2 separate regions of the Mus musculus genome follow, and region 2 is linked to region 1. A link is a loop called in an ENCODE intact Hi-C map of the cell type or tissue named here. Cell type or tissue: gastrocnemius. All regions are shown on one strand. Each heading gives the region's core, and the rest is flanking DNA. Links, peaks and the distances in the headings are about the cores only. Region 1 has its middle 13 kb from the start of A230098N10Rik. Region 2 has its middle 45 kb from the start of Gm40275.

Evidence for each region. Hi-C counts contacts between places; a loop is a spot of excess contacts. Peaks named below come from ENCODE experiments on the same cell type or tissue, not always from the same donor. Only the 100,000 strongest peaks of a DNase experiment are listed, where the experiment ranks them.
Region 2: a loop joins it to region 1, with 32 times the contacts of the local background. A loop is called at or near these places in 4 of 42 quality-filtered maps.

The regions. Positions count from the first base shown.
Region 1 is chr5:30,035,905-30,051,370 of GRCm38, forward strand. It overlaps a transcript of Tyms not described here. Among named protein-coding and RNA genes, the nearest start is that of A230098N10Rik, 13 kb to the left of the region's middle. In gastrocnemius, for the core only: no CTCF peak of the experiment used is centred there; no DNase peak of the experiment used is centred there.
Region 2 is chr5:31,351,306-31,366,771 of GRCm38, forward strand. It overlaps the pseudogene Gm19457. Among named protein-coding and RNA genes, the nearest start is that of Gm40275, 45 kb to the right of the region's middle. In gastrocnemius, for the core only: no CTCF peak of the experiment used is centred there; a DNase peak (open chromatin) is centred at 6,481.

The DNA.
Region 1 (15,466 bases), core at 4,241-9,240:
GATTAGAAGGTTTGATGCTAAAATTGCAACAGTATCAAAGCAATCTATAGATTCTATAGGGGTGCTGTATAATCCCTATCTGTGGCTATTTGGGGTGCCGCTTGGCAGGAATCTGACGTTGGCCATGACAAGGAAGTAAGCTCAGGCAGGAATCTAACATCAGGGCATGATAAGGAAGTAAGTTTAGGCAAGCATTTAACTTTAGGCTATAATAGGGAAGTAGGTTAAGGCAGGAATTTAATCTTAGGGTGGAACAAAAGAAGTAGGCTTCAGGCAAGATCTGGGGTTTGAACAAGGAAGTGGGCTCAATTATTTTGGTCATTATGACTAGCCCCCTTTAAACAGCTGTCTCGGGAATAATCACAGGACTTTGCTTACTGCCTTGCTAGCTCCTTATTGTACTGCTCACCCTTAATACTTGCATGTAAATAAAAAGGTATAAAAGTGGATTGGAAACATTAAATTTGCCTTCAGTCTCAGGACTGACTGGGGTCATGTTACAGAGTTGTCTAACTGTCTTTTCCTTTTTAATCCTCACTCCTGCACTGGAGAACCTGTTGGCTGACTGAGGGGGCTTGGTCACCTCTCCAAACACCAATGAACTTTTTTGCAGAAATGAGACCCCATCCTAAAAATAAAGGAACCACAAAGGTCCTCAAGAGCCAAAAGGAAATCTTGAAAAAAGAATAGTTAAATAACTCAGTTTCTGGGGGCTGGTGGGATGGCTCAGGGGGTAAGAGCTCTAACTGTTTTTCTGAAGGTCCTGAGTTCAAATCCCAGCAACCACATGGTGGCTCACAACCATCCATAATGAGATCTGATGCCCTCTTCTGGTGCATCTGAAGACAGCTACAGTGTACTTCAGTATAATAATAAATAAATTTTTTAAAACTCAATTTCTGTTTTTAAAACTGTGTACAAACTAATCAAAAATAATTGTACAACTGGCACAGGGACAGACTTTTAGGGTCAATGGAATTTAACAGTGAAAATCAGCTGATTCTCTGCAAAGGCACCATGACCATTCAATGCAAAAATAAATAAATAAATAAATACACATTAATAAATGGTTGAGGCACAACTTGAAGACCACATGTAAATGAATGAAGTTGGGCCTTTACTTCATCTCATATTTAAAAATGAATTTGAGAGGGCTCTGACTGCTGGAGTAGGTGAGAGAGCCATCTTGTGCCCTGGGTCCCTCAGAGACCAGTCTGCACAGGTGAGAGTGCGGAGTACAGAAGCTACACAGCTTCTGGGACAGGCAGAAACAACACAGCTTCTAGGACAGACCCCATTTCAGGCTCCAGACATCCTGACACCTTCCCTGCCAGAGGAGAGGTGTCTGCATGGTAGGGCTCTGACTTTCAGAGGAGGTGATAGAGCCATCTTGTGTCCTGGGTCCCTTGGAGACCAGTCAAAACATCCAGGAAATCCAGGACACAGCCTTTGAAGGATGAAGATACAAGCTGAGCCTGGCAGGCATCTGGAATTTCACAGTAAGTGATGACTATACTTAACTGGTAAGTCAGTAAGTTATGCTGGCTATCAGTTATCTCAAATGCTTAGAACCTGGTAAAAAAGTCTGCCGTTGTGTGGATTTAAAAAAATGTGTTTAAGACAGGAATGCAACACCTGAAATTCTGTTTACAGAACTTCCATTTTCAAAGGCTTTTTCTTCCTAAGCTGACCTAAACCGCTCAGCAACCGTCACATTCTTAAAACTGTGCTGGTGATGTTAAAAACAGACCCTTACACTGTACAAGAGATGTATCAAGTGCTCAGTGGAACTACACTGTGTTTTTAATCAGGCTCAACTTAGGAGATAAATGTCTGTTCTTGTCAAAAGTACTATGAGAAAAATACAAGCACCCATCTAGGGTGCACACGGTCCCATCACACCTCATCTGATGAAGCGTTCCTGTGGTTATGTGATGCGCCACAGACACACATCAGTCTTCAGATCGATAATGGCAGAACTTAAAATATTCACTTCAAAGAAGTCTAAAGTTCTTGAAGATCTGACAGCAAAGCTGTCAAACGGGAAAACTATGATTTCAAGCAAAGTTTCATAACAAAGTGTAGAGGAAACCACATAAACATAACATATTCCTTGTCATAAAAATACCAACATTTTAAAAAATAAATGAGTGTAAGTGAAGGACACTGGGGGAGGATATTTCTTTGTTCCCTTCTTTATGAGAACAGTCTTGGGATAGCATTAAATAAAAGAAAAATAATTTAAATGGATAAAATACTCAACACTGAAACAAAGCACACAGATCTACAGGGTCAACAGCAAAGTCAAAATGGAAGTTAATCTCCCAAAGCGTCATCTCCCAAGGGTACTGGTTTCAGGTCACCACTGGGGCACTGTGATAAAGATGGCGGAAATGGAAAGTACAAAACCCAAAAAAGTGGAACAAATAAAAGAGATGTAGAGCCGATGTTAGTCTCCAAAAATTAAAACTGTTCAACGTGTAACTCAAACCATCATTCTTCATAAAAGTGTATATATGTAAGATACATATACATATATATATGTATGTATATATGTGTATATATGTATAAGCACTATTTATTGTATCATGCTGTATTATTTTAAGACAAAGTATACATATATAAAAAAACATTCGTGGTATAAGGATAAAGTCTGTAGTTTATTTAGATTTTGAAATGCAACAAAAAATTTCCCATCACTCATCTAGCTGAAAAAGAAATTGCAGTTACTGGAATCAGTAAGCACTTCCGCTTTGTAAAACTGTCGTGAGTAGTATTCACTTAAATGTAACGTAAGTAAGCAATTAAAATGCCCATTTCTTTAGTTTCTTGGGGTACTGTTTAATTATCCAATCTATCAAAAGTCTAGAAAGAGAAGAATTAAACTAGGTTTTACAGTTCAAAGATATCCCAACTTTCTTTTATTGCCAAAAAGCAAAATTGTCAATTACAAGATGATTATGACACAACCATATCAAACCTAAAAAAAATCTATGATTTTAACTTCGAGAAATCAAAAAATACCAGATTAATTCTAAGTGTTCTATGTCAACGGAAGTGTATAAAATACATTTATTTAAAAATCATAAAAAATATCTAAGTTTACCTGTACAAAGAAACTGACACCGATATGCATACTTCCATAGAGAAGTGAATGCTTCAGCGGTTGTGTGTTTTGGTAAAAGGTTTGAAAGTATGCATAGTTTAAAAGTAATTAGGCTTTTAAATAATGGAGTCTTAGACTATCAGATTTTTATTACTTTTTCTTCACAAAAGAAAACCCATGTCAAAATAATGCAAAATGAAAACCAAGGGTATATGGCATATCATTTTTAAAGGTGGTTTCTTTTTATTCCCCCCTATAGGACAAACTACATATTTAAGCCATAATCTCTTGACATTGAAACTTTAAGTTCACTGGCTGTGACGTATCCTCGGATTCCCTGCTGAAGTGCAATACTATGCTGAAAAACTCAGAAACAGTATGAGGAAGTTTCACACAATTACTGCGCTCCTAAGAATGTACAATGTTATCAGTTAGGAAACAATTGTGCCAAAGTCTTTTTTTTCTTTTATCTTGGTGTGGGTGAATAGCAAGGTTCTGATCTAAAACAGGTAATGCATTTGCTTCTCTAACGGTGAAGACGCATAAGACAGTTTAAGGAATGCTGACTAGCCAAACAAAATGCAGTTATTGGATTATCTTGCTATTCTTATCAGCTTGCTATGAAAGCACTGCTCTTAGAACTGTACAGCACTCCATTTTACAGAGCAATTACTCTTGAGTAATCTGTTCTAAAGTGCCAGTATTATTTACACATTTTTTTTTTTAGCCAAAAGTCTGGCTAGTTGTGGCATCTGGTGAAGATGTCATCCCAGCTCTATTATCATTTACATTCACCAAGAGAAATTCTGAAAATTCAGCACTTGTCCCTGGTCCCCAAAGGTTCACCTGTCCATTGGCAGTGCTAAACTGAGTTGCTATTCCAGCTCTGGATCCATGATATGGAGCACAGAAGAGCTGCTCAAAGGAGCTCATTTGGTAAGCCTGGTGGACAGGCTGTGCCTCAGCTTTCTTCTGAGAAGTGACTTGATCCAAAAAAGTCTGCTGTTGACGTGGCAGAGGCGTGGTTTGTCTCGTCACCTGAAAAGGGAAATGGGTGCTGTGAGTCACTGACTATTAGTCCAAAGTGAGACTTATCTGGAGTTGTTCTTAGTGGAGAAGTCATTCGAATCAGGACACTTTAAAGCAGATTGCTTCCCAAACTGTGAGTGGGCATCACCCAATCAGCTGAAGGCTTTAAGAGCAGAGACCAGAACTCCCTGTAGAGAAGAATTCTTCCACAGGAGTGAAGCACAAAAGGTACCCATTTTCCTAGTCTGCCCTTTCCTGCATGTTTGGGACTCAGAACAATGACACGGGTGTGTGTGTGTGTGTGTGTGTGTGTGTGTGTGTGTGAGAGAGAGAGAGAGAGAGAGAGAGAGAGAGAGAGACAGAGACAGAGACAGAGGCAGAGACAGAGGCAGACAGAGACAGACATACACAGACATACAGACAGAGAGAGACAGACATACAGAGAGGCAGAGACAGACATAGAGACAGAGAGAGAGAACAGCAATCTGGTCTCTGTTCCAGATTTTGAAGTACAGAACTAAAAAATCCCTTGTGACTCCAATTAATGTTGAGGGTGTCTGTTAAGCGAGATACAAATATAGATTCGCTTCTATTTTTTAATTGAGGAAGCTGGAACAATCTTCATTCTAAAATCTAATTAAGACCTGACCAGTCCCCCCTCAGCCCATGACCTGCCTCTGTCCCCAGGCCTCCTGGTCCGACCTTGATAGGATTACAAAGAAAATGCTGTTCCTACAGGGAGATGGTAAGAGGGTGGCATGCCCACTCGGGCTGGGGGAGGCAAACTGCTCCACTTCAACCATCAGCTCACCAGGAGCTTGCGATGGAGGCGATGGCCAATAGGAGGGGGCGGGGGTGAGCGTGGCAGCTGGCAGTTGTTCTGTTGGATCAGACAACTTGTGGCTGTGCCCTGCGCAAGCCTGTGACTGGCAGAGCCAGTGTGAGAAGAGACAATCCTTCCTAATCATTTTTTTTTTTAAGATTTATTTATTTATTATATGTAAGTACACTGTAGCTGTCTTCAGACACTCCAGAAGAGGGCGTCAGATCTCGTTACGGATGGTTGTAAGCCACCATCTGGTTGCTGGGATTTGAACTTCGGACCTTCGGAAGAGCAGTCGGGTGCTCTTACCCACTGAGCCATCTCACCAGCCCCGATAATCAAGAGTTTTGACCGGACCTTTGAGTACGCATCGGGATAGTGAGGAGCACAGACTATGGCGCTGAAATGGATTATTAAGGAACTTAGTGTTTTGTTCCCCCCTTCTAAGATGGCTATCCATCGTAGAGAAGGGGAGAACAAAACACCCATGGAAGGGTGTTCTCTCTCTCTCTCTCTCTCTCTCTCTCTCTCTCTCTCTCTCTCTCTCTCTCTCCCTCCCTCCCTCCCTCCCCCTTCTCATTTTTGTCGCTACCTTGCCCTTCTGTCTCTCAAAAAACCTCATGTAGAACTGTTTTGCCTGGTATGGTCCTTATGAAGCTTCCCAAATATCACAACATTGGTGCTGAAGATTTCGATAATCACTAGGCAGAGGAGCTGCAGAGCCCAGGCGACCATGGAGAACCAAAGCCACATGAACAGCCGCCACCGCCATCACTGCTACACCAAGTGGACTCTATCCTCTGAAACCTGCCATCATCCACTTCCTAGATTTCCACTGCTGCTGCAGACCATCGCCTCTGTCGCTTCGCGACTCACAGACTTCTACCATATGACCTGTGCTGCTGCGATCTACCACATGCCCCGGGATGCACCGAACACACAGTTCCACACTTCCTGCTACCCGACTGCAGAAGCCTGCAAACACACACTGGCATATTGATTGGTACGGAGTTTCTCCAGTTGGCAGGAGGGACCATATATGCCCAGATAGCAAATGGCCAGCCTCTTTGGGGCTAAGGGGTTGGCTTTCAATGCCCTGGTTCTTATAAGCAGCCTCCTGGCTGACCTACAAGGACATAGCCCCTTGGTGACTTTCCTTCTTGAAAGCAGTCCATAAATACCTCCAACTCTTGCTGGTGGTTGAAAATTGCTGGTACCAGGTTAAATTGCTTTCTGACAATTTCTGGGAAGTTGTAGCCATAGGCTCTAGTTATTCACATGATGACCTGAATCAAGGTTTCTCATACAGACCCTAAGAGAGCACAAATGCCAGCCCAGGCTACTATACACAGCAAAACTCTCAATCAACATAGATGGAGAAACCAAAATACTCAGGACAAAACCAAATTCACACAATATCTTTTCAGAAATCCAGCCCTTCAAAGAATAATAAAGGGAAAACTCCAACACCGGGAGGGAAACTAAGCTCTATAAAAAGCAAGAAAGTAAACTTTCAACAAACCTAAAAGAAGATAGCCACATGAACAAAATTCCAACCCTAACAACAAAAATAACAGGAAGCAACAGTTACTTTTCATTAATATCGCTTAATATCAATGGACTCAATTACCCAATAAAAAGATATAGACTAACAGACTAGCTACAAAAACAGGACCCAACATTTTGCTGCACACAGGTAACCCACCTCAGGGAAAAAGACAGACACTACCTCAGAGGGAAAGGCTGGAAAACAATTTTCCAAGGAAATGGTCCCAAGAAACAAACTGGATTAGCCATTCTAATATCGAATAAAATCGACTTCTAACCCAAAGATATCAAAAAAGACAAGGAGGAACACTTCATGCCCTTCAAAGGTAAAAATCTTCCAAGATGAACTCTCAATTCTGAATATCAATGCTCCAAATGCAAGGGCAGCCACATTCATTAAAGAAACTTTAGTAAAGCTCAAAGCACTCATTGCACTTCACATAATAAGAGTGAGAGACTTCAACACCCACTCTCATCATTGGACAGATCCTGGAAACAGAAACTAAACAGAGACACAGTGAAACTAACAGAAGTTATGAAACAAATGGATTTAACAGATATCTACAGAACATTTTATCCTAAAACAAAAGGATATTTCTTCTCATTACCTCATGGTACCTTCTCCAAAATTGACCATATAATTGGTCACAAAACAGGCCTCAACAGATACAAGAAGATTGAAATAATCCCATGCACCCTATCAGATCACCATGAACTAAGGCTGATCTTCAATAACAACATAAATATAAAACTCACATTTGTCTGGAAGCTGAACAACACTGTACTCAATGATAACAGGAAATAATCAAACTTAGGGCTCTAATCAACCCAATAGAAACAAAAAGAACTATACAAAGAATCAACCAAATCAGGAGCTGGTTCTTTCAGAAAATCAACATAATAGACAAACCCTTAGCTAGACTAACTAGAGGGCACAGGGACAGTATACTAATTAACAAAATTAGAAATGAAAAGGGAGACATAACAAAATCTGAGGAAATCCAAAAAAATCATCAGATCCTACAACAAAAGCCAATACTCAAAACAACTGGAAAACCTACTTGAAATGGACAGTTTCCTAAACAGATACCAGGTACCAAAGTTAAATCAGAATCAGATTAACGATCTAAACAGTCTCATATCCTCTAAAGAAATAGAAACAGTCATTAATAGTCTCCCAACCAAAAAATAAAGGCCAGGACGTTATGGGTTTAGTGCAGAGTTTGATCAGACCTTCAAAGAAGACCTAATTCAAATACTCCTCAAACTATTCCACAAAATAGAAACAGAAGGTACTCTACCCAATTCATTCTATGAAGCCACAAAGGCTCTGATACCTAAACCACACAAAGACCCAACAAAGAAAGAGAACTTCAGACCAGTTTGCCTAATGAATAAAGGTGCAAAAATACTCAAATTCTCACAAACCAAATCCAAGAACACATCAAACTGATCATTCATCATGACTAAGTAGGCTTCATCCCACGGATGCAGGGATGGCTTAATATACAGAAATCCAACAAATGTGAATCAAAACAACCTTGAGATTACACCTCACACCCCTCAGAATGGCTAAAATAAAAAATTTAGGTGACAGCAAATACTGGCGAGGATGTGGAGAAAGAGTCACTCTTCTCCATTGCTAGTGGGATTGCAAGCTTGTACAACCACTCTGGATGTCAGTCTGGTGGTTCCTCAGAATATTGGACATAGTACTACTAGAAGATACAACAATACCTCTTCTGGGCATATATCCATGCTCCACTATATTCATAGCATCCTTATTTATAATAGCCCAAAGCTAGAAAGAACCCAGATGTCCCTCAACAGAGGAGTGAATACAGAAAATGTGGTACAATGGAGTACTACTCAGCTATTGAAAGCAACATATTAATGAAATTCTTAAACACTCCTCCATTGCTGGTGGGACTGAAAGCTGGTACAACCACTCTGGAAATCAGTTTGGCAATTCCTCAGAAAATTGTACATAGCAAGTGTAAGGCTACTCTGGGAGGGATTTTAAGGGTGATTCCTGAGGGACTCCGAGGATTCCTTCTTGAAGGACTATGAGGACTTCTTTTTGATGGGCTGTGTGGGGTCCTTGAGTGACTGTGAGGGCTCCTCCTTGAGGGACTGCATGGGGTCCTCCATGAGTGACTGTGAGGGCTCCTCCTTGAGGGACTGCATGGGGTCCTCCATGAGTGACTGTGAGGGCTCCTCCTTGAGAGAATGCATGGGGTCCTCCAAGAGGGACTGTGAGGGCTCATCCTTGAAGGACTTAGAGGATTCTTGAGGATCTTAGAGGCTTTCTAGAGGAACTGCGAGGCCTATTACCTGAAGAGCTTCGAAGTTCCTTCAAGAAGGAACCCTCAATGTCCCTCACAGAGGCACCCTCAAAATCCCTCCCAGGGTAGCTTTTACAATCGCTCACGGAGTAGCCTTTGAAGTACTTCAGGGAGAAGCCCTCGCTACTCCATGAGCTACTGTAATGGCTACACTGGGAAGGATTTTGAGGGTGCCTCCTTGAGGGCCTTCGAGGGTTCTTCTTGAAGGACTGTAAGGACTTCTTTTTGATGGGCTGTGTAGGGTCCTTGAGTGACTGTGAGGGCGTATCCTTGAGGGACTTCGAGGGTTCTGCCTTGAGGGACCTCAAGGGCTTCTACCTGAAGTACTTCGAAGGCTACTCCATGTGCGACTGTAATGGCTACTCTGGGAGGGATTTTGAGGGTGCCTCCTTGAGGGAAATCAAGGGTTCCCTCTTGAAGGACTGTGAGTTCTTTTTGATGGGCTGTGTGGGTTCCTTGAGTGACTGTGAGGAGTACTCCTTCAGGGACTGCATGGGGCCCTCCATGAGTGACTGTGAGGACTTGTTGCCTCCTTGAGGGCCTTCCAGGACTTCATTTGATGGGCTGTGTGGGGTCCTTGAGTGACTGTGAGGGCTCCTCCTTGAGAGACTGCATGGGGTCCTCCATTAGGGATGGTGCGGGCTCATCCTTAAAGAACTTCAAGGGTTCCTTCTTAAAGGACTGCGAGGACTTCTCCTTGATGGGCTGTGTGGGTTCCTTAAGTGACTGTGAGAGCTCCTACTTTTGGGACAGCATGGGGTCCTCCATGAGGGACTCTGAGGGCTCATCCTTGGAGGACTTCGAGGGCTCCGCCTTTAGGGACTGTGAGGGCTAGTACCTGAAGTACTTTGAAGGATACTCCATGAATGACTGTAATGGCTACTCTAGGAGGGATTTTGAGGGTCCCTCCTTGGGGGCCTTTGAATGTTCCTTCTTGAAGGGTTGTTAGGACTTCTTTTGATGGGCTGTGTGGGTTCCTTGAATGACTGTGAGGGTTCCTCCTTGAGTTACTGTAACCTCCCCCCAGCCTGAAGCAGGCTGAGCCAGACCTTGACCTTTCTGCCACCAAGGAGATTACCTAGGATAGAACCTTCCTCCCTAGATCACTCTATTGCTCAGCCACTCCCACTGTTGCCCTTCAAGATACCTGCTGGGAGACTACACCCCATCCTGCACACTGTCCACTGCAGCTGGGCTCCTGAAAGAACCTAGTGGGGAAACCCCCACTCAATTCTCGATTCGGCGTGCGCTCAAGAATCACAAACAGAAGACCATCTTGATGTAAAAGCATGAGGTAGTTTAATGACGGAGCTCCGACACATATCTCCCGCAGGAGACAGAGGTGTCGACCACATGGTGGAGCCATAATGGCGGAGCTCCGGTTTGAAATGTATCTCACACAGGAGACAGTGGTTTCGACCACGAGGCTTAGAAGCTAGGGGTTTTTAAAGAAAAGGGGTGGGGCTGGGGGGAATTGGCCCGGTTTCACATGATTGGTCCATTTAAACATCAACAGACTATCAGAAGGGCGGGAGATAGGGAGGCACTAGGCCAGTCAGGACATATCTTGCCCGGGCATGTCCTGGCCTGTTCTACTATGTTCTTAGCCCCAGGTTTCAAAGCTCACAAACAACTCTTTGGGCTATTTGACATAAATTACATGAATCACATGTCTCAAGTTTTATTTCCTTTCACTCCAAGAATGAATTAGTGGGAATGGGCCTCCTCCCACCCCCTTATAAGCACATTTGCCATTAAACATTTGAGCTTTGATCAGGAATCTTGACTTAGCTCCATTTTTCTCTCAACTGCCAAGTTCCCCTCTTTCAGCCCTGGCCTGCCACTCAGGTGTACCCTGTCCATGTGAGCTGCGTGACGGTTTGCAACAATCTGGTGCCGGGACCGGGACCTGAGGAAGGTCAGGAAGACGCTGAAGGAACGCTGTTTTGTGTGAAGCTCCACGGGAAGAAAAAGAAAAGGATAGTATCAGGCAGCAAAGCAACAGGTACACATGGTAGCCCTATTAAAGTGTTGCTAGAGGCGCGGGAGGATACTGTCTAAGCGTGAATCAGTGCTAACCCAGTGCTGGATTCACTTAGGTCAGCAGCAAATTATCAGAACTACGAACTGATCAGGCGGTTGTCCGAAGCTTTTAAAAGCTGCTTCTGCTTCAGGCGAGAGGAAAAGGGTTTTAAAAAGAAATGAATCACGCCATTGTCCGCAGTTTTCAAGAGTTGCTTCGGGCAAGAGGAGTAGGGCTTGAAGTACAATTGTTAGAAAATTTTTTAGATAGGATAGATTCTTGTTGCCCAAGGTTCAAGGAAGAAAAAACATTAGATATCAGAACCTGGGAGAAAATTGGAAAAGCCTTGAAAATCACTCAGGCAGATAATTTCACCCTTTGCCTCTGGGCGCTCATAAAAGATGCTATTGAAAGGTGATCTCGCAGGGGTCAGATAGTACCCAGGCAGAGCTTGATGAATCTCAGGAAGAGTGCCTGTCAGAGAGGGTCTTCTCAGAAAAGGGTCCTCTCAACTCTAAATTTGATATAGTCTGATGATGAGCTAATTTTAGACAAAGAAGATCACTCAGAAAGAGGAGCAGCCAAATATTTTGAGGAGGATTGGCCTCCTTGCCAAGTCTCCCGCTTCACCTGTAGCCTCCACCATGGGAGATGCTACTCAGAGGGACACGCAACTAAGCAAATTAGAGTTTGAAGTTAGGCCGCAGAAATTGACTAATGAGCTTCGGGAGCTAAAAAGGATGTCAGATACAGGAAGGAGTAACTCTTCTGAAATGTACCAAGCACCGCTAGGAAAAGCTGTGAGTCAGGCTCATGGGAGAGGACAGGATACATCTGATGTGCTAGTCTTTCCTGTCATCGTGGTAATTGACCAGCAAGATACTAGAAACAGACAATACCAGACTTTGAATTTCAAGTTAATAAAGGAGTTAAAAACAGCTGTTGTGCAATATGGTCCTTCAGCCCCTTTCACACAAGCATTACTGGATATGGTCACGGAGTCACACTTACCCCCCTAGATTGAAAGACTATGTAAGGCTACCTTGTCAGGAGGAGATTTCTTGCTTTGGGATTCTGAATGGTGAGATGCAGTAAGAAAGCTGCCACTTTAAATGATCAGACCAGTAATCCAGACTGGGATAGTAACATGCTTCTGGGAGAAGGTCCATATGAGGACCAGGCTAATCTGACTGGTTTTCCCATTGGAGTGTATGTGCAGACTGCTGCGGCTGCCCGCCACGCTTGGGGACAGTTACCGGTTAGAGGGGATGTTGGTGGGAGTTTAGCCAACATTCGGCAGGGTCCTGATGAGCCTTACCAGAACTTTGTGGAAAGGCTATTAATAGCAGCTAGTAGAATCCTTGGAAAATCTGACACGGGAAGTCCTTTTGTTATACAATTGGCTTATGAGAACGCTAACGCAATGTGTCATGCTGCTATCCAGCCGCACAAAGGACAAACAGATTTAGCAGGATATGTCCATCTTTGTGCAGAGATCGGCCGTCATGATTATCAGGGTTTGGCTTTTGGTGCCGCATTGCAAGGTTCTAGCGGAAATGAGGGAATAATGCATGTTTTAAGTGTGGAAGTTTGGGTCATTTTAAAAGTGACTGTCCTAAGAACAGAGGTGCCAAGAGTGGGCAAACAGGCCGTGTCCCAGGAACATGTCCCCGGTGTAGAAAGGGCAACCATTGGGCTAAGGTGTGCAAATCCAAGCTAGGCATTCTGGGCCATCCGTTGCTGAGAAACGAGAGGAGGGGCCAGCCCCAGGCCCCGACGTACCCACAGAAAACAGCTTATGGGGCCATGAACCTGCTGCGCAGCCAGAGATGTTTTTGAACTTGTCAGAGCAAAACCAGGAGGTGCAGGATTGGACCTCTGTTCCACCACCCATGCAGTATTAAGCCCAGAAATGGGAGTCCAAACTCTGCCTACTGGAGTCTTTGGACCTCTACCTATAGAAACTTGTGGATTTCTTTTAGGACAAAGCAGTTCTATTGTAAAAGGCCTGCAGATTTATCCAGGTGTTATAAATAATGATTATGAGGAAGAAATTAAAATCATAGCTGCTTCCCGTCATAGTGTTATAACTGTACCCGCTAATCAAAGAATTGCTCAACTTGTTTTAATTCCTCTACATCCACCACCATCCAGATTTGTTAAGAATGAGAGAGGACAAGGTGGCTTTGACTCCTCTGGTGTGAATAGGGTTCAATCTATTACTAATCAAAGACCTAACCTTAAACTGGCATTTGATATAAAAAGCTTTGAAGGATTGATAGATACTGGAGCTGATGTAACAATTATTAGAGGACAGGATTGGCCTTCAGCTTGGCCTTTGACGGATATGCTTACTCACCTTCAAGGAATTGGTTACTGTAGTAATCCAAAACGAAGCTCCAGATTGCTAACCTGGAGAGGTGGGGAAGGCAAATCAGGACAAATTCAGCCGAATGTTATGTCGATTTTGCCTGTAACTCTATGAGGAATAGATCTCTTGTCACAGATGGGTGTTTATAATGTACAGTCCTAATGAGATGGTGACTAAGCAGACACTCAGACAGGGACCTTTTTCTGGACATGGGCTAAAAAAGAAGGGACTAGGAATTAAATCTTTTGAAGATCCTAAACCTCACTCTAACACAAGAGGTTTGGAGTGTTTTCAGTAATAGCCATTATCTTGCCTGCATCCCACGCTGATAAAATTCAATGGCTTAATGATATTCCAGTGTGGGTGGATCAGTGGTCTTTACCTAAAGAAAAAATAGAAGCCGCCTCTTCGATAGTGCAGGAGCAACTAGAGGCAGGACATTTAGTAGAATCTCAGTCCCCTTGGAATGCACCAATTTTCATTATCAAGAAAAAATCTGGTGAATGGAGATTGTTACAAGATTTAGGAAAAGTTAATGAAACCAGGGTATCTATGGGACCTTTACAACCTGGGCTTCAGTCCACAGCAGCCATTCCTAAGGGATATTATAAAATTGTGGATCTTGGTTCCGGGACTCTACCGAACTTAGGAAATTAGTCTGAACAGGTGAGAGGGTGCGCCACAGAACCGGACAGCTTCTGGGACAGGCGGAGGCACAGAGCCGCTGAGGCAGCACCCTTTGCGGGCCGCAGACAGCCGGCCACCCTCTGGACCAGAGGACAGGTGTCCGCCTGGCTCGGAAGGCCTCAGCCTCAGGAGCAGCGGGCGCCACCTTGGTTCCGGGACTCCACCGAACTTAGGAATTTAGTCTGCACAGGTGAGAGTCTGCACCACAGAAGCTGACAGCTTCTGGGACCTGCCAAAGCAACACAGCTTCTGAGAAAGGTCCTGTTTTGGGCCTTCTTCTTCGGCCAGGAGGAGGTCCAAACACAAGATATCTGCGCACCTTCCCTATAAGAGAGCTTGCCAGCAGAGAGTGCTCTGAGCACGGAAACTCAGAGGAGAGAATCTGTCTCCCAGGTCTGCTGATAGACGGTAACAGAATCACCAGAAGAATCTGTCTCCCAGGTCTGCTGATAGACGGTAACAGAATCACCAGAAGAACAATCTCCAATCTCTAAACAGAGTCAACTATAATAACTAACTCCAGAGATTACCAGATGGCGTAGGAATCTTACTAACAGGAACCAAGACAACTCACCATCATCAGAACCCAGCACTCCCACTTCGCCCAGTCCAGGGCACCCCAACACACCCGAAAACCTAGACCCAGATTTAAAAGCATATCTCATGATGATGGTAGAGGACATCAAGAAGGACTTTAATAACTCACTCAAAGAAATACAGGAGAACACTGCTAAAGAGTTACAAGTCCTTAAAGAAAAACAGGAAAACACAATCAAACAGGTAGAAGTCCTTACAGAAAAAGAGGAAAAAAACATACAAACAGGTGATGGAAATGAACAAAACCATACTAGACCTAAAAAGGGAAATAGACACAATAAAGAAAACTCAAAGTGAGGCAACACTGGAGATAGAAACCCTAGGAAAGAAATCTGGAACCATAGATTCGAGCATCAGCAACAGAATACAAGAGATGGAAGAGAGAATATCAGGTGCAGAAGATTCCATAGAGAACATCGGCACAACAATCAAAGAAAATGGAAAATGCAAAAAGATCCTAACTCAAAATATCCAGGAAATCCAGGACACAATGAGAAGACCAAACCTACGGATAATAGGAGTGGACGAGAATGAAGATTTTCAACTCAAAGGACCAGCAAACATCTTCAACAAAATTATTGAAGAAAACTTCCCAAATCTAAAGAAAGAGATGCCCATGAACATACAAGAAGCCTACAGAACTCCAAATAGACTGGACCAGAAAAGAAATTCCTCCCGACACATAATAATCAGAACAACAAATGTACTAAATAAAGATAAAAAACTAAAAGCAGTAAGGGAAAAAGGTCAAGTAACATATAAAGGCAAGCCTATCAGAATTACACCAGATTTTTCACCAGAGACTATGAAAGCCAGAAGAGCCTGGACAGATGTTATACAGACACTAAGAGAACACAAATTCCAGCCCAGGCTACTATACCCAGCCAAACTCTCAATTACCATAGATGGAGAAACCAAAGTATTCCACGACAAAACC
Region 2 (15,466 bases), core at 4,004-9,003, 1.3 Mb after region 1:
AAGGAGGAGATGGTGGTAATATTAGTAGTAGCTTTAGGATCATATTATTAAAAAGACATTGAGGAAGAGTGTATGAGATATTGAATAAGTGCTGCCCAGGAACTTTAGCTGAAGGAAGACATTCAGACCGACATACATAGAACTTTGGGGGAAATCATGTGATAAGAGTTAAGAGGGGCAGGGATATTGTCCATCACATGGGAGGCAGAAAGCCAAGGGAGTTCACTTTGCAAAGAAAGATTTATACTCATATATGACAAAACAATGAAGATCTTGGGGCATTAATTGTAAGTGGCAACTTTGTTGGTGTGGATTTTTATTTCCAACAGAAGAGGAATTGTTTGCAGATGTGGTGCCCATGGTTAATGTTAGTAGGCTATGCCTCTTTCCTGAGTTTCCTCTCCTGTGAGTAGACCATGAGTGTCTGCCTCCCCATAGTCTTGTCATCTTGCCCAGATTTGACACACCCACCTTTTTTTTTCAGTCAGTCCAGTGAGTGTGTTATATCTCATTGTGGTTCCATGTTCATTCCCCCATGACCAGAAATGGTGAGCAACTTCTCACATTTTCTATCCATTTGGAAATTCTCATGTAAACTGCCTATTCAAGCCATCTGTGCACTTTTAATTTGTGTATGTGCATACATGTCTGGATGTGTTGATGAATTTGGCATTGTTCACATGTGGAGTTTCTTCTATTCTTTATCTCTATGTCGGTTCTGAGCTCAGGTCACCAGGCTTGCACGGCAAGTGTCTTTACCTGCTGAGCCATGTCACTTGACTCTCAGTATATTTCTAATGGTTGGGTGGCTACTGCTTTATACAGTGATTTGAAAGACCTCATTGAATATTACAAACAGGATTTCTCTGCTAGGTATAGATATTAGATAGCACATAGGAATCCTTTACTTTCATATTTACATCTAAGATTCAAATCAAGTTACTTTCTGTGGATGATGTGAGGTAGGAATTGAAGCCCTTCTCAAATTCTAGATAGCTATTTAGTCTTTCTAGTAGAGTATAAGGGTAAGAGGAGTGAGCCACTTAGACACAAATATAAAGTTAACACACACATCACACACACACATGCACACACGCACACACGCACGCAGGGAACATACTCTTGCCCATAAAATTAAATAAGTCTTTAAATTAAAAAAAAGAGATGGAGTCTCAGGATCCAATCTGGCTTTGAAGTCACTATGATCCACCATTCTGGATTACCTTGCTGCAGGCAGGGACTCCATCTGCATGCCATTGCACCCCGCATCCATCCAGAAACCTGAAGTGCCATGCCTCTACCCCTGAACTACATCTCTGGTCCATTTTTCCTTGATTTTTTATTAAGGTTAATTTCAGGCAAATTAAATTGGTAATGCATCTAGCTTATGCAAGGTCTTATGTTCTATTCTCAGTTTAGGAGAAAATTTTGTCTGTTGACTCCTCACTAACCTTTCATTCTGTTTCAACCCTTGCTACATTATTTTGAAGCAAATCACAGATAATGTCATGATAAATATTTTAGTGCATATAGTTTGAGCTTCTGCCTCCATTCTGCAAGGAAAAAAAGAACAAGAACAATGGATTATTATAATATCATTACTACATCTAAAATGTAACAATAAAATGTGAAAAGTTCCTTAATACCTCAAACACACATCTGTGTTTAAATTCCAGTAGTCATGTAGTGACATGAATTATTATTTAGCAGGATTCAGTATCACGTGTTGAGATTAAACGCCATGTTTCTTGACTCCTTTAGTCTACAGTTTCTCTTTTTTTCCCTTCTATTTGTTCCATTTATGTAGTGGAGAAAAGTGTCATATCTCTAGATTTCACAGTCAACATTTTGTTGATTAAATACCCATGCTGGGTAATCATGTATATAAGGGTAGTGCTAGTTGGGCTTAGTGGATTATCAAAGAAACAAATAAAACATGAAATTGGAAGGTGGACATTTGTGTGTGTGTGTGTGGGGGGAAGTTTGGAGGGTAGGAGAGTATGGTTATATTTTATTGTATACATGCATACAATTTTAATTAGGAAAAATTATAACACCCCCTTCACATGATTTGACACATTCTGCTGCCTCTGGTACTTCCTCTGAGTTGGGATTTCTCCAAAACTCTTCTAGAAATGCATTTGCCAGGGGAGCAGGATTGGAAAGTGTACCCTTCAAGAGAGACTAATTGTTCTCTTTCTAGACTGGGTAAGGTCTTGCAGGCATGGCTCCTTCCTCTCTGAGGACCAGGTTAGCTGCCACAGGAGTTGGAATCCCATTGTCTCACACATCCACCCACTGGCTCTTCTGCCTCTGCTCTAAGCTGAAGCTATGCAGAGACCCCATCCAGAGCTCAGGACATGCTAGCTCTAGGCTTTTAGGCTTCCAGAACCATGAAGTCAAATAAACCTCTTCCCTTCATAAATAAGCCGATCACAAGTACATGGACATGAATCAGGAGGAAGTTGGATCTAAGATTTATCAGAATTTGTTTTCTGGTGGAAAAGGAAGCCATATTTCTTGATCATGATAATCATCAGGAAGCACAGAATGTCTGGGTTAGTTTGGCATTTTACTTTTCTCTATCTACCTATTTAACTTCTCTATCTGTCTGTCTGTCTGTCTGCCTCTCTCTCTCTCTCTCTCTCTCTCTCTCTAGTGCCTTGGATCAAATCAAGGCTCTCATGTTTGCTAGGCAAGCAGTCCACCATTACATTCCCAGGCCTGGTAAGATATTATAAATATAAATATTAATATTATACTGTTTGCTAAATGATGCTGAAACCTGAATCTATAACAGATCTTTTCATATTGACCTGCTTGGAGGGCCCTGCTAAGTTTCACTAGAACTTTATTTTCTGTTATTTTTTATTATTTGTTTCCAATCTTAATGTTTTATTCTACTTGTTTTTATGATCACAACTTCAGGTATGATATACAGGAGCTGTGGCATCTGTCATATTTTTTATTAAGTCAAGAAAAAATTCCATAATTCACCAGTTTTTCTTTTTTGTAGTTTTTCAAATGTTTTACCAAATCAAGGGAGTTTTAACAAGAGTTGGTGTTAGTTTTTTAAATTTTAAAAACTAATCTATACTGGGTGCTAAATAGTAAGTATATTTCCTGTCTCTATTTACATGGTCATATGCTATTTTCTTGTTTGTTCAGTCAGTGTACTGAATTACATGAGAATGTAAGATAAGAAGGCAACTGTGAATTCCTAGTATACATATATTTATAATGTTAGTCTCAATACTCTTTTATTTGATTTATTAGATTCAGTTTGCTGATAATTTGTTTGGGATTTCTGCATCTATGTATGTGAAATATATTAACTAGTCAGGTCTTTTTTGTTTTTTTTTCTTTCACCAAAATAATACTTTGTTTCACAAATTTTGACCAATTATTAGTCTCAAGTTATACACACACACACACACACACACACACACAAAATCTTTTCAGCTGTTAAGTGTACAAGATGAAGAAAATTTTAGTTAGAAGGGAAGATAAATTTCTTAAAGTCTATATGCACATTTCAGAACTGCTGAGTCCCAAGTCCATTCATGAACTCTAGGCCTGCCAGAATCATGTGCAGTGTATTAAAGCTAAACTATTTTAATAGCTTATTAATTATGCATAAATCAGGTCAAGCAATGTGTCAATATGTAACAGACTGTGCACTTTAACTGAACATGGCAATATATTCACTCTACTGAACTTTACATCATCATTTGATGTCAAACAATGAAGCAAATCCCAACAGTATCTATAAAACCAGCTTTGTATTTACAAAGGATTGTTTCCCATACTGATTAACCCAGGCAGCTAATTCATTGGTTTATGCAAGTTTATTGAGGAAAAATAGATCAATTATTAGTTGATCACTCATCCATTGACAACTCGCATAATTTATTCAGTGCTACATTAAACAGTATTGGAAGATAAACTAATAGCTCCAAGCCTCCTGTACTGGCTAGTTTTGTGTGTCAACTTGACACAGGCTGGAGTTATCACAAAGAAAGGAGCTTCAATTGGGGAAATGCCTCCATGAGACCCAGCTGTAAGGCATTTTCTCAATTAGTGATCAAGTGGGGAGGTCCCCTTGTGGGTGGTGCCAGCTCTGGGCTGGTAGTCTTGGTTCTATAAGAGAGCAGGCTGAGCAAGCCAGGGGAAGCAAGCCAGTAAAGAACATCCCTCCATGGCCTCTGCATCAGCTCCTGCTTCTTGACCTGCTTGAGTTCCAGTCCTGACTTCCTTTGGTGATGAACAGCAATGTGGAAGACTAAGCTGAATAAACCCTTTCCTCCCCAAGTGCTTCTTGGTCATGATGTTTGTGCAGGAATAGAAACCCTGACTAAGACACCTCCTAACAATTTAAATGAAAATTACATAAATGTTTTGGGACCCTATTTTGGAATACAAAGGGTGTTTGACTTCCAATTTCCATTCTTTGTAGAACAAGAACAGGTCATTCCTTTATTGATATGCATAAAATACATCACATTTTCTGTTCTGCTGATGCTATAATCTAGTACCAGTTCTCCAGCCACATCAGTTATGAGCGTAACGTACACCATGTGACCTCCAATCTCTAACAGTGGAAGGTTTAAACAAGAACGGATGCTGCTAGAACAGTGCTGCTTGCTTTGATGTGACAGCTGAGCATCCATCTCCCTCCCCCTCAGATGGCTTCTTCAGCATGGTAGAGCATTGAGGACTGGTTTCATCTAATAACTAAGTTAGAGTGAAGACATTGGCCACATAATACACATGCTCTAGGTTTAAAAAAAAATCTGAATCTTGGGCAACTGTTCTCTTGTAACTACTTTACATTTCTAAAAGCAGTTATTGTCCAAAGCTAGAAGCACTTAAGTCTTCTCAGATGAGCATGTGAATGAATGGAGGGAGGTAAACAAAAAACAAAATTAAAAAGATGAGGTCTGATAGGAGAGCAGGTGGATAAGAAAATAAAAAAGAGAACAGTAATTTAAAGTTTATTCCAGCTATAATGCAGGTTATGCCGACTGTAAGGTAGCATCACACGGCATACTTCTGAGACCATTCCCGAGATATTCTGTTGTATCCATCTCTGTCTGTTTTATAGATCGGAGCAATCTCTGGCACTGGGGGGGGGGGGTCATCTGAGACTGGGTCACATAGCAGTGAACAAATGGATAAAAGAGCTTTAGAAACAGTTAAAGCAGGAGACCAGTGTGATCTTAGACTATCAAGACAATTGCTGCCATTACTGTTAATATTTGGATGATAAATTCTTGTAAATGCAACCCATTTAGGTGGTTTGAAGGGTGAGTCTGTAGGAAAATGAACTGTCAAAAAGAATACACCACCTTGATATGGGCTGTCATTAGGTTCCATAATTGTGGCTTGCCAATGAAACATGTCATCTCCAACTGGACCTGCATTGTGTTGGAGGGCCACGGGCCAAATCACTAAGTTTCTTTTTTTATTTTTATTTTTTTTTATTGGATAATTTCTTTCTTTTTTTTTCCCCAAATTTTATTAGATTTTTCTTCATTTACATTTCAAATGCTATCCCGAAATGGATATTTTCTTTATTTACATTTCAAATGTTATCCCCTTTCCCGGTTTCCCCTCCGAAAAACCCCTCCTCCACCTATCCCCTCCCCCTCCCCCTGCTCACCAACCCACCCACTCCTGCTTCCTGGCCCTAGCATTCCTCCACACTGGGGCATAGAGACTTCATAGGACAAAGGGCCTCTTCTCCCATTGATGTCCAACTAAGCCATCCTCTGCTGCATATGCAGCTGGAGCCATGAGTCCCACCATATGTGCTCTTTGGTTGGTGGTTTAGTCCCAGGGAGCTCTGGAGGCTAGTTCATATTGTTGTTCCTTCTATGGGGCTGCAAACCCCTTCAGCTTCTTGGGTCCTTTCTCTAGCTCCTTCCTTGGGGATCCTATGCTCAGTCCAATGGATGGCTGTGAGCATCCACCTCTGTATTTGTGAGACACTGGCAGAGCCTTTCAGGAGAGAGCTGTATCAGGCTCCTGTCAGCAAGCACTTGTTGGCATTCACAAAAGTGTCTGGGTCTGGTGACTATGTATGGGATGGATCCCCAGTTGAGTCAGTCTCTAGATGATCATTTCTTCAGTCTCCACACTTTGTCTCTGTATCTCCTTCCATGGGTGTTTTGCCCCCCCCCCTTACAATGGCTAGCCATCTTAGAGGGGGGTGGGAACAAAACACTAAGTTCCTTATTAATCCATTTCAGCGCCATGGTCTGTGCTCCTCACTATCCCGATGCGTACTCAAAGGTTCGGCCAAAACTCTTGATTATCCGGGCGGCGAGGAAGGATTGTCTCTTCTTCTCACACCGGCTCTGCCAGTCACAGGCTTGCGCAGGGCACAGCCACAAGTTGTCTGATCCAACAGAACAACTGCCAGCTGCCACGCTCACCCCCGCCCCCTCCTATTGGCCATCGCCTCCATCGCGAGCTCCTGGTGAGCTGATGGTTGAGGTGGAGCAGTTTGCCTCCCTCATCCAGGCCGAGTGGACGTGCCACCCTCTTACCATCTCCCTGTAGGAACAGCATTTTCTTTGTAATCCTATCAAGGTCGGACCAGGAGGCCTGGGGACAGAGGCGGGTCATGGGCTGAGGGGGGACTGGTCAGGTCTTAATTAGATTTTAGAATGAAGATTGTTCCAGCTTCCTCAATTAAAGAATAGGAGCGAATCTATATTTGTATCTCGCTTAACAGACACCCTCAACATTAATTGGAGTCACAAGGGATTTTTTAGTTCTGTACTTCAAAATCTGGAACAGAGACCAGATTGCTGTTCTCTCTCTCTCTGTCTCTATGTCTGTCTCTGTCTCTCTGTATGTCTGTCTCTGTCTCTAAGTCTGTCTGTCTGTCTGTCTGTCTGTCTGTCTGTCTGTCTCTCTCTCTCTCTCTCACACACACACACAGACACACACAGACACACACAGACACACACACACACACACACACACACACACAAACACACACCCCTCTCATGGCTCCTCTGAAATTCCTAGACAAACGCAGGTAAAAGTTAGCGTCATTGTTCTGAGTCCCAAACATGCAGGAAAGGGCAGACGAGGAAAATGGATACACCTTTTGTGCTTCACTACTGTGGAAGAATTCTTCTCTACAGGGAGTTCTGGTCTCTGCTCTTAAAGCCTTCAGCTGATTGGGTGATGCCCACACACAGTATGGAAAGCAATCTGCTTTAAAGTGTCCTGATTCTAAATGTTAATCATATGTAAGAATTACTGTCAAAGAAATGTTCTAGGCTAATATATGACCAAACAACTGGGTTCCATAGCCTAGCCAAGTCTACATAAGATTAGCCATTACATTTTTTTCTCTTGTTTAGGTTTGCTTTTATTATTTTTAAAATTGTGTGTTTGTAACCGGGTGTGGTGGCTCATGCCTTTAATCCCAGCATTTGGGAGGCAGAGGCAGGTGGATTTCTGAGTTCGAGGCCAGCCTGGTCTACAGAGTGAGTTCCAGGACAGCTAGGGCTACACAGAGAAACCCTGTCTCTAAAAAAAAAAAACAAAAAAAAAACAAAAACAAAAAAATTGTGTGTTTGTATAATTGTGTATGTATGTAATTGTGTGTAAGAATATGAGCACAGGTGCCAGCAGAAGCCAGAGGGGATTGGATCGCCCTGGAGCTAGAATTACAGGCTATCATGAACCATCTGACATAGATGCTGGGAACTAAACTGAGGTCCTCTGAAATGCAGTATGTGCTGTTACCTGGTGAACCATCTCCCTACGCCCTCCTCCTCCTCTTCTCTTCTTCCTCCTTCTCTTCCTCCTCCTCCTCCTTCTCCTTTTTCTTCATTTGTAAAGACTTTCATAACTTTAGTTCTTAGATTTAGGTTTTTACTCTATCTCAAATTCATTTTTTGTTTGTTTGTTTTTGAGACAGGGTTTCTCTGTATAGCCCTGGCTGTCCTGGAACTCACTTTGTAGACCAGGCTGGGCTCGAACTCAGAAATCCGCCTGCCTCTGCCTCCCAAGTGCTGGGACTAAAGGCGTGTACCACCACTGCCCGGCTCAAATTCATTTTTATTTTTTTATTTTTATTTTTTATTTTATTTTATTAGATATTTTCTTTATTTACATATCAAATGCTATCCTGAAAGTTCCCTATACCCTCCCCACGCCCTGCTCCTCTACTCACCCACTCCCACTTCTTGGCCCTGGTGTTCCCCTGTACTGAGGCATATAAAGTTTGCAAGACTAATGGCCCTCTCTTTCCACTGATGGCTAACTAGGCCATCTTCTGATACATATGCAGCTAGAGACATGAGCTCCAGGGGATACAGGTTAGTTCATATTGTTGTTCCACCTATAGGGTTGCAGATCCCTTTAGCTCCTTGGGTACTTTCTCTAGCTCCTCCATTAGGGGCCCTGTGTGTTCCATCCTATAGATGACTGTGAGCATCCACTTCTGTATTTGCCAGGCACTGGCATAGCCTCACAGGAGACAGCTATATCAGGGTCCCTTCAGCAAAATATTGCTGGCATATGCAATAGTGTCTGGGTTTGGTGGCTGATTAGGGGATGGAGCCCCGGGTGGAGTAGCCTCTGGATAGTCCATCCTTTCGTCTTAGCTCCAAACTTTGTCTCTGTATTTCCTTTCATGGGTATTTTGTTCTCTATTCTTTTTTTTTAATTAGGTATTTTCTTCATTTACATTTCAAGTTTCCCATACCCTTCCCGCCCACTCCCCTACCCACCAGCTCCCACTTCTTGGCCCTGTCTTTCCCCTGTACTGAGGCATATAAAGTTTGCTAAACCAAGGGGCCTCTATTTCCACTGATGGCCTATTAGGCCATCTTCTGATACATATGCAGCTAGACACACGAGCTCCGGGGGACACTGGTTAGTTCATATTGTTGTTCCACCTATAGGGTTGCAGATCCCTTTAGCTCCTTGGGTACTTTCTCTAGCTCCTCCATTGGGGGCCCTGTGATCTATCCAATAGCTGACTGTGAACATCCACTTCTGTGTTTGCTAGGCCCCAGCATAGTCTCACAAGATACAGCTATATCAGGGTCCTTTCAGCAAAATCTTGCTAGTGTATGCAATGGTGTCAGCGTTTGGAGGCTGATTATGGGATGGATCCCCAGATATGGCAGTCTCTAGATGGTCCATCCTTTCATCTCAGTTCTAAACTTTGTCTCTGTAACTCCTTCATGGGTGTTTTGTTCTCAATTCTAAGAAGGGGCAAAGTGTCCACACTTTTGTCTTTGTTCTTTTTGAGTTTCATGTGTTTCACAAATTGTATCTTATATCTTGGGTATTCTAAGTTTCTGGGCTAATATCCACTTATCAGTGAATACATATCTGGTGAGTTCTTTTGTGATTGGGTTACCTCACTCAGGATGCTGCCCTCCATATCCATCCATTTGCCTAGGAATTTCATAAATTCATTCTTTTTAATAGCTGAGTAGTACTTCATTGTGTAAATGTACCACATTTTCTGTATCCATTCCTCTGTTGAGGGGCATCTGGGTTCTTTCAAGCTTCTGGCTATTATAAATAAGGCTGCTATGAACATAGTGGAGCATGTGTCCTTCTTACCGGTTGGAACATCTTCTGGATATATGCCCAGGAGAGGTATTGTGGGATCCTCCAGTAGTACTATGTCCAATTTTCTGAGGAACCGCCTATGGCAGTCAGAGCCCTACCAGGCAGACACCTCTTCTCTGGCGGGGAAGGTTCCTGGATGTCTGGAGCCTGAAACGGGGTCTGTCCCAGAAGCTGTGTCGTTTCTGCCTGTCCCAGAAGCTGTGTCGCTCTGCAGTCCACACTCTCACCTGTGCAGACTGGTCACTGAGGGACCCAGGGCACAAGATGGCGCCCTCACCTGCTCCAGCAGTCAGAGCCCTCTCAAATTCATTTTTAAATATGATACAAAGTAAAGGCCCAAGTTCATTCATTTACATGTGGTCTTCAAGTTGTGTCTGAACCATTTATTAAAATTTATTTATTTATTTATTTTTCAATTGAATGGTCAAGGTGTCTTTGCAGAGAATCAGCTGATTTTCAGTGTTAAATTCCATTGACTGTAAAAGTCTGTCCCTATGCCAGTTGTACAATTATTTTTGATTACTGTATTTGTACACAGTTTTAAAAACAGAAACTGAATTTTTTAAAAAAAATTATTTATTATTATACTTAAGTACACTGTAGCTGTCTTCAGACGCACCAGAAGAGGGCATCAGATCTCATTATGGATGGTTGTGAGCCACCATGTGGTTGCTGGGATTTGAACTCAGGACCTTCAGAAGAACAGTTAGTGCTCTTACCCTCATCCCACCAGCCCCCAGAAACTGAGTTATTTAACTATTCTTTTTTCAAGATTTCTTTTTGGCTCTTGAGGACCTTTGTGATTCCCTTATTTTTAGGACGGGGTCTCATTTCTGCAAAAAAGTTCATTGGTGTTTGGAGAGGTGACCAAGCCCGCTCAGTCAGCCAACAGGTTCTCCAGCGCAGGAGTGAGGATTAAAAAGGAAAAGACTGTTAGACAACATTGTAACATGACCCCAGTCAATCCTGAGACTGAAGGCAAATTTAATGTTTCCAATCCACTTTTACACCAGTTTATTTACATGCAAGCATTAAGGGTGAGCAGTACAATAAGGAACTAGCAAGGCAGTAAGCAAAGTCCTGTGATTATTTCCGAGACAGCTGTTTAAAGGGGGCTAGTCATAATGATCAAAATAATTCAGCCCACTTCCTTGTTCAAACCCCAGATCTTGCCTGAAGCCTACATCTTTTGTTCTACCCTAAGAATAAAATTCCTGCCTTAACCTACTTCCCTATTATAGCCTAGAGTTAAATGCTTGCCTAAACTTACTTCCTTATCATGCCCTGATGTCAGATTCCTGCCTGAGCTTACTTCCTTGTCAGGTTCAATGTCAGATTCCTGCCAAGCGGCACCCCAAAAGGCTCTCCACAGATAGAGTTTAGACAGCATCCCTATAGAATCTATAGATTGCTTTGATACTGTTACAATTTTAGCATCAAACCTTCTAATCCTGAACAAGGAACATCTTATTTACTACTCACTTTCTACAACGTTTTGTAGTTTTGCATCTCATGCCATAGCTAACTCCCACTAACTTACCTCCCACTAACATGGTAACTACTGTTACCTTGTGGTTTTGGATTACAACATTTGAACCAAGGCATGTTTAAGGAAGTTGTCTGGTATTTCTGATTGGTGAGTATCTTTTAAAAAACATGCATAGATATTGGGTTCTTTTCCCGCACCATTGATATGTCCATGGCAGTTCTCTGCTTTGTTATTATTATGGTATAATGTACTGGTCATTGTGTTATGTTTAGACCATCATGCACTATTTTACTTTCACTGTGTAAATCTACTGTATATGGCACTGTGTTACAGGAGAACATTTTCAGATGTTAGGCTGAACATTGAGCACAGCCCCCCATTCCTCCCCACTTTGCTCCTCCTCGCTCCCCATTAGTTCCATTTACTCTTCTAGGTAATTTCATTTCTACTTCAAAGGCCTGTTGACATAGGTGATTTTACACATCTATATTAAATCTAGGAATTACAAATGAGAAAAATCATTTGATGTTGGTCTTTCTGAGCTGGCTTATTTTGCTTAATATGAGCTCCAGTTGCATCCCTTTCCCTGAAATGGTGTAACTTTGTTCTTCTTCATGACAGAATCCATTGTGTATGCACACATATTTAAAATCCATTCCTCCACTGTTGTGACATAGTTGATTCTATAGCGTAGTTTTGAACATTGCTGTAGTAAACGCTGACGTGCTGGTGTAGTTCGTCAAAAGACCCTCACTCACAAGGGCCACAGAGACCGCCGCCATCGCTGTAAAACTCATGAGGATTTTTATTGATCCACCCTGTTGGGGATTCCCCTCCCAGCACACAGGCCAGAGGAGAGACCAAGAACAAAGAAAGAACACACTTTGTAAGGGGCAGATTTGAACAACAGGGTTTTCATTGGTGTAGCAAGTAACCCTTTTAGGCATTGGTTGGTTTGTATAGTGACTAAGTAACCCTTTGGCCTAGTGAGTCACTTTGTTTGCCCCCATGGTGGGTTAATATGATTTAGTCAGCAAAGTAATAGTACATTTTGAACTTATGGGTCAGTCACAGGTATTAATGTCACAGGAATTCTCGCAATAAGGTCAGGGTGGTTTGTGGTCTTTGTCAGAATTCAGTGTGTGTGTGGGGGGGGGGGCAGGAGAATTGCTAATCTTGTTACGGTTATTTCTCTGAGAACAGCTAATATTGTTTTGGTAGCTTCAGGCTTAATCATTTTGACCACTAAAACTATGTTTCTACTTTTGTTTAGTCAGCCAGCTTCCTTATCTGGCTCTGTACTTTGCCTGTTAGTTCAGTTTGGAAAGTCCTTTTCGAAGGGGGAAGGTACTGGGTGATCTTGAATTCATTTTGGATATTACAGTGCAAGTCGCTGTCATAGCAACCATCCAAAGATTCTTTGAACGAATCCCAAATATTTATGATCATTGTCATTCTGTAAGTTCTGGCCATCCCAAAGTAGGTGTACTGTGTTTATGCTTGATGAAAATTTTCAGTTGATGATAAATTTTTGAGTAGTTTCACTGTCTAAATCCAGATAGGCAGTTGTTTTCTTTTAGCACATAAAATAATGTTATTCTGTTTCCTGGTGCCCAGTATTTCTAATAGCACACCAGTTCTTTGCCTCCTGCTCACTTGGATATGATAACTCTTTTATTTGGGGCAGGCTTTAGAACTCCTTTCCATACTTGGCATTTTTGAATGTACTTAATTCAGCTATTTTTTTGGGCTTCTGCAGTCATAACACTGACATATCAATGCTTCTCAGTTCTCACAACTTTCTAGTTATTAAGTCAAAGAACAGACTGCTTCAAAGTCATTTTAAGGGATGAGAAGATATGTGAGTTGGTAAAGTACTTGATTGCTTTGCAAGCATGAGGACCTGACTTTGCTCCCTACAGTTATGTAAGAGATCTGTGTTCCGAGCAAACTCTTGTAATCCCAGCACTAGGGGTAGAGGGTAAAGACAGGTATTCTTGGGACTCACTGCCCAGCCAATTTAGACTTCCTGACAATCCCCAGACCAAAGAGAGACCTTGTCTCAAACAAACAACAAGGAAACAAACAAACAGATGTGGGTGGCACCTGAGGAATGACACTTGAGGTTGACTTGGACCTTCGTGTACACAGGCCCCATAAGCAGGCATACCCCTGCACATGTATCCTAACATGCAAATGCACACGCACACAAACGTGAAACTGACCAGTTTTTACATTCATGGGAAATTGAGCAGACAGTGCTGAGTTCCCTTATATTTCAGTGTTAATGATCTGCAATAAGGTTTAGCTACATTCTCCCCTCCCTTTCTTTTGGGAGATCTCATTACTGTATCTTTTGTTTTTTGGCTCCATTTTTCCTCTCCATCTACACACCATCCTTAAGATCTTTCATCACATGGAAATTCTAAATTGAACAGGATGGACTTTCGAGATGTGCTTTCATTCAGTAGTCCAGGATGTCTGGAAACTTAGATATCCTAAGCTGACTTTGAACTCATTCTAGTCCTTTTATGTCAACCTCCAGAGTGGAGCACTTACAGGCATGCACCACAATCTGGCCTTGTGGTGGGTTTGAAGCCTAAGTGGTTAATCAAAGTATTCCCTTTGCATTTAATGATGGGACCATCAATCCAGACACTAAAATTCATGGCCTGAAGGTGTTTGAGGACCTCTCCTGATGTGAACTCAACACTATCAACAGTCTGCTAAGAGATAAACGTACAGGTGTGCCTGTGAGGGAGAGTTTGGACTGGGCTCATTGAGATGGGAAGACCCACCCTCCTTGGGCTTTGAGCATTAGATAGAAGAAATAGAAACTGAACCACACAGTCAGCCTGAAGTTAACAGATCCTAGGGACACCCCTTTAGTTTTTATACTTTTCAGTGTGAAGGCCAATTTCCTCTCATTTCCCAAGGGCTAGAAGTAAATGGTAAATTTGCCATTTGGAGCTTCTAAGTGGGCATGTTAGGGGATGTCTTCTCCTGGATTGAAAATGTTATAACTCAGTGGTTAAGAGTACTTGCTGTTCTTGCAGAGGCCCCAGGTTTAACTCCCAGCATCCTCATGGTGGGTCACGTCCATCTGTCAATCTAGTTCTAGGGGATCTAAACCCTCTTCTAGACTCAGAGAGCACCAGGCATACATGGTGTGCACACATACAAGCAAATACTCACACATCAAAAAAGTTATGTTATTCTGGACAGTAGTGGCACACGCCTTTAATCCCAGCACTTGGGAGGCAGAGGCAGGCAGATTTCTGAGCCTGGTCTACAGAGTAAGTTCCAGGACAGCCAGGTCTGTAAGATCCCCTTTTAGGGACCCCCACTCTAGTCTCGGGAGAGAGAGCATACCCAAAGAAACACAAGAATCCTTCTTGCTGCAAACACATGAGGCAGTTTAATGGCAGAGCTCCGGGTCGAAACATATCCCATGCAGGAGACAGTGGATCCAACCCCAAGGCTCGAAAGCTAGGGGTTTTTATGGGGTAAAGGGCTTAGGGGTGGGGAATTCAGCATAGCGACACACTATTGGGATATACAAACATCAGCAGAAAAATTATATGTACGTGCAGGTCAAGGTGTCAGCAGCAAAAGAATACATGCAGGAGTTCTGTGAGTTGGATGTTTATCAATGCTAGCAGAGTATCTGGTCAGTTTATGACTTTAAACTGCATCAAAGGGCAATGGGCAGAGGGAGGTGCTGGGACAGAGGGTTGTTGACTCAGTTCAGATAGCCCTATTATGTCCTCACATTCCTCTTTATCTTTATGGTCAAGCTGTTCCTAGGAATGCCCAGGTTTGTCTTTTTGTTGTTGTTGTTGTTGTTGTTGTTGTTGTTGTTCTCAGCTCCAGGCAGCATCTAGGCTCACAAACAACCAGCAACTTCTGAGTACTTTTTATGACTTACAGGTCTTGAAATTTCATCTTTCTTTCATTCCCCTCTTCTTTTACTGAATAATTCTAATCTTAAAATTTCAGAAGTCTATATCTCTATGTGGAGAATAGAAATCATACTCTTTTTCTATCTTAACTATATGTTGGTATTGATGCTGGAGGACCATAAGCTGTACTGCATTTACTCTATCTTTAACATGGGAATAAAAACAGAATAAGAAGGGATAGTAAACAGGACTAGGCAGGGACCCTTTTAGTGAGGCTTGAGGGTCTGGGCATGATGCAGGTGCACGTAGATCCGATCTCTGGCTGGAACTGGTGAGATATCTTTGGGGTACCCTGCTCATTCGCTATGGCTAGTTGTGACCAGACTTCTTTCTGCACCACCTGTAAGCCTTTTAACTTAGCATACAGATTATTATTACAACAACATGTAGGTTTAAACACATC